Regions from separate parts of the Homo sapiens genome. Here region 2 is linked to region 1. The links are chromatin contacts, found by Hi-C or POLR2A ChIA-PET in ENCODE. All regions are on one chromosome and are shown on one strand. The core of a region is the stretch at or near the end of the contact, and the rest is flanking DNA. Distances in the headings are between cores, read along the strand shown.

Region 1 (3,162 bases), core at 332-2,831:
TCCTGTACAACATCCTGCATCCTCCACATGTGGCCCTGTTGCACATCTAATCCACAGGCAGGTCACTCGCTGCTGACTCTATTCTTCTCTGGGCTCCTGGGACGTATAAATATGACTCTATGTAAGAAAACCAGAGGCTGGGCGCAGTTTGCTCATGCCTGTAATCCCAGCACTTTGGGAGGCCGAGGCGGGCGGATCACGAGTTCAGGAGTTCCAGACCAGCCTGGCCAACATGGTGAAACCCTGACTCTACTAAAACCACAAAAATTAGCCGGGCGCGGTGGCGGGCGCCTATACTCCTAGCTACTCGGGAGGCTGAGGCAGGAAAATTGCTTGAACCCGGGAGGCGGAGGTTGCAGTGAGCCGAGATCGCGCCACTGCACTCCAGCCTGGGTGACAGAGCAAGACTCCGTCTCTAGAGAAAAAAAGAAAACCAGACAGATTAAAAAGTTGCACTTACAAAGCAGTTGGGGCATTTATTGACATTTAAACAAGGGAGGAGATCCTGAACACTAGTCTCGCTCAGTTTATAAAAACTTGAGGCCAAACTCTCCATCATCTGTACACAGCTTAACCACGGCCAGGAGCAAGAATTCGAGTTAAACGAATTGAACCAGTCCAACCACAAGACGATAAAGGGAAACAGGGCGTGGGGATTTCCAGTTTTTCCTTTTACATTACAAAGTTTCCAACACAAGAAGCCAACAATACCCCAGTGCTGCACCAAGTTACTTCCCACTGTTTCCCAAGGCACAGTCAATTAATAATCAGTAGTCCAAGTTCTAAGAACATTCCCTGGAAAACAAGGACGCACCTCCCGTGGCTCTATGCATGGCCTGCCACTGATGAATCAAATTCTTAAGAACCTACGACCGTCTGATACCCTTGAGGAGAGCACCCTCATAGAATCTCCAGCATCAGGCCTCAGTTTTCCCATCTGTAAAAGACAGCCATGCAAAGTGGGAGATCCGCTAGGCTTCCAGATCGAAGTCATCGCGCTCCTCATTGTACTCTAGCACGTGCCGCTTGATCTTGGACGAGTCCACCCAAGTGACAAAGTCCTCCATGCTGCGCGTGACAAGGAAGGCGGGGTCGGTAACCACGTCAGGGCCCACGCGTACGTGCCCTTGCTCCACAAAGGCCACGGCAGCCTGAAGGTGCTGCGCCATGCGCAGCTTGAGGAGCACGGTGGGGAGGCGGCGGCGGCAGAAGGACGAGGCCGTGACGAAGTCGCAGAGCTCCAGCGAACCGCGCGTGGGCACCAAGCCGAGAGCATACAGCTTGTCCAGCAGCGCGGCCGAAGCGCGCACGCGGAACTGGTCGCGTTCGGGCAGGTCGCGCAGGCGCCGCGCCAGCTCACGCACGGCACGGCTCAGCTGGTTGTAGCGCGTGTAGTCCTCCCGCCGCTGCAGCCGGTAACGCCGCAGCACGCGCAGCTCGTGCAGGTTGTGGTCGGTGACCTCCCAGTTCAGGAAGTCCACCTGCTTCAGCAGCTTCTGCTCGTGGAACTTAAGCTTCCGCACCATGATGGCGGCAGCCGCAGCCGCAGGACCCGAAGCTGAGAGCGCGTTCTGGCATCCGCGCGATTTCCGCCGCGGCGCCCCAAGACCTGGACGGCCTGGGACCCTGGGCCAATGAAAGAAAGACTTAAAGTCACGCCCTCACTTCCCATTGGCCAGGGTGGGACCACGCCTCTGCACTGGGATCTCGCGTTTCTTCTTTTCTTCGCGTTTGCGAGGGAGGGGGTAGAAGCACCGGAGGTGGGTGGTTGGGAGCGGGTCCCTAGGCGGTTCCGCGCGGTTTTTAGTAGCCAAGACTGTATCCCTTTCTGCGGCAATCATTTCCTCCTAGACTTCTGTCCTTTGGGGACTTTCAGAGTCTCCCCCGCAAGAGCTGAAGAGGCCATTTCTGGGGAAGAGGGGTGACTGCGGCTTGTTGATTGGGTTTACTGTGCTAACTTGCACTGGGCTCCTGCCATGCCTTGGGGGAGCTTGCCGGAGCCGGCTCTCCTGGGGCTGACCTGGTAGTCCCCGCCGCCCGCCAGCGTCAGGTCCTTCACCTGGCATGCAGAGCGATCTCTCATTGTCAAGTTGGGATAGGTGGCACCGAACCCATGAAATACTGATTGGCTGCTTCCTAGGCCCACAGAAAAGGGATCTATAAGGGAGTCGCCTGGAAATCTGTATTATTAACTAAAGTGTCAGATGATTCATAAAACCCAGCAAGTTTGAGAAACTTGGACTATAACTACAAGTCCAAACCCTTTAGTCTGTGCTCAAATGAATTATCCTGACATGAATTTCTGGCCACCAAGCATTGAGTTAACAAATTTAATGCTGTTTCCGCTAGTTGCATCTGTAAGTTACATCTGAGTATAGCGCTGCAGACCTAACCCCTTTTTGCCCGGGCATTTGACGCCACCTAGCTTCTCACTGATCATTTTTGTTTTGTATGCTTTTCATTGTCTTTTACAATACAATATTTGAGGGTTGGGCGCGGTGGCACATGCCTGTAATCCCAGCACTTTGGGAGGCTGAGGTGGGAGGATCATTTGAGGCCAGGAGTTCAAGACCAACCTAGGCAAAAAAAAAAAGAAAAAAGAAGCGAGATCCCACCTCTGTAAAAAATCTTAAAGAATTAGCCAAGCATGGTGGTGCGCACCTGTAGTCCTGACTACCTGGGAGGCTGAGGGGGAAGGATCATTTGAGCCCAGGACTTGTAGGCTGCATTGAGCTACAATGGTGCCACCGCACCCCAGCTTGCACAACAGAGCCAGACCCTGTCTCAAAAAGATATATATATATATATAAAATATTCGATATCTGGAAAATAATATAATATGTAAATTATAAAGTATAATAAATACTCATAAACTTAGCCAGTTTAAGAAAACATCACCAGGCTAGGCATGGTGGCTCATGCCTGTAATCCCAACACTGGGAGGCCAAGGTGGGAGGATCACTGGAAGCCAGGAGTTCAAGACCAGCCTGGGCAACATAGTAAGACTCAGTCCCTATGGACAAAAAAAAAAAAAAAAAATTAGCCAGGCATGGTGGCAGCACCTATAGTCCCAGCTACTGGTGAGGGTTTCGGGGTAAGAGGGGGGAGGATCCCTTGAAGCCGGAAGTTCAAGGATGCAGTGAGCCATGATCACACTACTGC
Region 2 (2,978 bases), core at 214-2,713, 60 kb after region 1:
GCAACTCTTCCTGGCTGCTTCCAGACTGGGATTCCACCACCCAGGGCCATCCCCGCGGCCCAAGGACTGCCTGCTCCTCTCCTGTCCCGTGAGCTACCGAAATGCGGACAACAGTAGGTTAGTTCCAAATCCCATGGAGCTTACAACAGCAGCCATCATCTCAGGAGACACTGCTTTATCCCAGTGGGGTGCTGGAGTGCTAGGCACCTGCTCAGGTGACTGCCTCCACGTCTAAATGCTGCAGAGACCTCTGTCGGGGTCAGGGCAGCACCAAAAACTCTTGAGCCAAGAGACACACACTCAGGTCAGCTGACCTTCTGTTTAGTTGCCTTTCTGGTCCCTTGCAAGGCCAAGGGGGCCAGGGAGGAAAACAGTTTCCTCAGCTATTGGCTGGGCCCTGACCCTGGTCACTGGCCTCAGCTACCATCCTCTAACCAAGCGCTTTGAGTCACCCACGTAGAGGGGCATGTGCTGGGGAACATTTCCAGTTGAGGGAACCCGTCTGGAAGATGAGTGGAAGCAGGGGCAGGTGGGGTGGGAGAAGCTGAGCTTGGTCCACAGAGGCTGATAGGGGCTGCACCCTGGGCTCCCAGCCACATGTCCCAACCCTGGGGCCTTGTGGAGCACAGAGGAAGCAGGAGGGGAAATGAGAGGTTTTGAGGGAAGAAGCAGCCCAGAGTCCACCCAGGCGGGAGGGCTGGGCCGGGGGAGGAGGAAGCGGGGCCTCAATGGTGTCTTTGTGGAAGTCTTGCTGCTCCCCAGGCCTCAGGCGAGGAGGGTGGGGTGGCTGCGGTGGGGAGCGGTTCCAAGAGGCTTTTCCCTGCCTTATAATCTTCCCTCTTGGACAGGGAGATGGGTGGGTTTCCAGGCTCCATCCGTACCCTCCTTTCCCCCACTTTCCTGGCCCTAGAGGACCTGGGACCCTCACCTCAGTGGACCCAGGCTGGGGTAGGGTTTCTGGCAGGGAAGAGAAGAGTGAAGGACCCTCACTTGGCACTGGGCCTGCACAGCCCCCCAGCCCTAGCAGGGCTCCTGGGAGGCATCTCCCATGTTACAGGTGAGGAAACTGAGGCTCAGAGAGGGCAGTCCTCCGTGCTAGCCTGTGGAGCAGCGGCAGGGCTGGGACTTAAGCTCCTGTGGGTGTGGCTCCAGAGCTAGGGGCTGTGGGTGTCAGCAGGGCACATGCACCGTGTGTGCACCCAGAGAGGCGTGGTGGGTTTGCTTGCTGCCTGTGAATCGGAAGTGGAGCATCTGCCAATGGCCCCAGTGGGAGGAGGGTGTGAGAGCTGGACCCCAGCCTGGGGAACACACACTCTTTCCCTTCCTGTCCCCTGGGACTCTTCTGTCAGGGCCGGGTGGAGGGGGCAGCGAGGAGGGGGGGACAGCGAGGAGGGGAGGGAAGCATCTGCTCTCCTTGGGCGGTTTGGCAGCCCCTCCTCTGTGGCTCTGGGGCTGGCCGAATCGGGAGGGCCCTTCTGCAGGGGCTGGCGGGGGATGACTAGGTCCAGAAGCCAGTGATAAGTGCCAGCCCTGCCCACTGGTGACTTGGAGGTCTGGGAGGAGGGTGGAGAGACAGGGGTCTGGGTGGGAGCTGCCCCCAGGAGGCTGAGGGCCAGGCTCTCTCCTGGGCTGTGTCCAGGACCAGGCAGCCCATGGCTCATCTCTGAGTTCCCCTTGGCTCTGGCAGCAGAAACTGCTGAAGACAGGGCTGCTGGGGCGGCGTCTCGGGGCTTCCCCAGCCTGGCGGGCTGGGTCTGGAGATAGTGAGTGTGTGAGTTGGGATGGGGGAAGAACAGAGGAAATGGTGACTGTGGGTCTGGACGGCTGCCTGGACCTGAAATCTGGTGGCACAACTTGTGCACAGTAGCCTTGTGTGCCTCCTCCTCAGTTCCCCCATCTGAATACAGAGGGTGGGCTCACCCCACAGACAGAAGTCCATGTCCAGGGCAGAAGCCTGGGTCAGGGCTCACACCCCCAGCACACACACAGGGCTCAGAGCCATGTGCTTCCATGCTTTCCCTGGCCTCAGTGTCCCCATCTGTAAAAGGGGACCTGGATAGAGGGACTGACACACATCTGGCCTCTGACCAGCCCAGCAGACTGGCAAGAGGTGTGGCCACTACCGTGGGTACAGTAGAGCCACCTCTGGCCTAAATGGCCACAGGTCTAGCCAGACTGGAAGCTCTTGAGGACAGGACCAGGGCCCACATCTCCTTCCCAGGGCATCTGTGCAGCAAGAAGGCCATGGACCTGTGATGAGGGAGGTGATGTCAGCATCTAAGGGAACGAAAGGATCAAATGAGATGGCATTTGTCCCGTGTGAGGGTTTTTCTATCAGGCAGAGCTGTCCCACCACAGCAAGTCCCAGCACTGGTGGTGCTCCAGTGGGAGGGCGTTGCCGGGGGGTGCACCAGGAAACCTCAGTGTCCTTGCTAGTGAAGCTCTGGGCTACCCAGGCCCATCAGAGATCCCGAGACTGAGACCTCTCTTCCTGGGCAGGCCTGACTCCTCCTGGAATAGGTTCCTGCCTAGCACCCCCACCTGCCAACTGCCTGGAAGCCTGCAGCCTGTGGGCCCCCCCTGGAGCTGTGCCCACCGCCACCACACTCCCTCTGGCCCTCCTTTTCTCTCCCGGCCTCAGGCCCAGCCTCTGCTAATGCACCACGTCTCTCTCACTGGCACCAACTCTCCAGGGCTCCAGGCCCACTGCCAGTGTCCCTCAGATGTCCATGGCAGGAACACCCACAGGAACCCCCAAGCCCAACCCCACCCAAAGCAAGGAGGACTCAGTGTACTCTCCCCTACAGCTGGCTCGCCAGCCCCGTGAAGGCCCGACTGTCCACCTGTTGCTGAGTAGACATCTGAGGGTCGCACTGAACTCTCCTCCTCCTCCCTCCCCACAGCCACTGCTGATTAATACTCAGGTTCCATCCATCCAGTCCCCAAATTCTCCTTCAACTTCATCTTCCTCTCTTGCT

Evidence for each region. Hi-C counts contacts between places; a loop is a spot of excess contacts on that map. ChIA-PET counts read pairs that join two places held with the same protein, here RNA polymerase II (POLR2A). Pooled maps may share reads with other maps.
Region 2: a pooled map shows a loop between it and region 1 (2.8-fold over the local background). The contact joins the enhancer-like site here to the promoter of IMP3 in region 1. A Hi-C loop is called at or near these places in 4 of 50 pooled maps. POLR2A ChIA-PET finds 5 or more read pairs at or near these places in 7 of 52 experiments (AG04450, H1, HEK293T and 4 more).

The regions. Positions count from the first base shown.
Region 1 is chr15:75,638,643-75,641,804 of GRCh38, forward strand. IMP3 (IMP U3 small nucleolar ribonucleoprotein 3) reads right to left here and starts at 1,582. Exons shown (of 1, transcript NM_018285.4): 1 at 451-1,582. The coding sequence starts at 1,526. The coding sequence ends at 972. RefSeq lists an enhancer at 1,227-1,286 and a silencer at 1,577-1,736.
Region 2 is chr15:75,699,013-75,701,990 of GRCh38, forward strand. All of the region lies in intron 1 of CSPG4 (chondroitin sulfate proteoglycan 4), which reads right to left. Among named protein-coding and RNA genes, the nearest start is that of CSPG4, 12 kb to the right of the region's middle. RefSeq lists silencers at 1,133-1,222, 1,353-1,402 and enhancers at 1,730-2,229, 2,237-2,978. Within about 2 kb of position 1,464, at least 11 of the 41 ENCODE cell types and tissues checked have a DNase peak (open chromatin) inside an H3K27ac peak, as active enhancers do.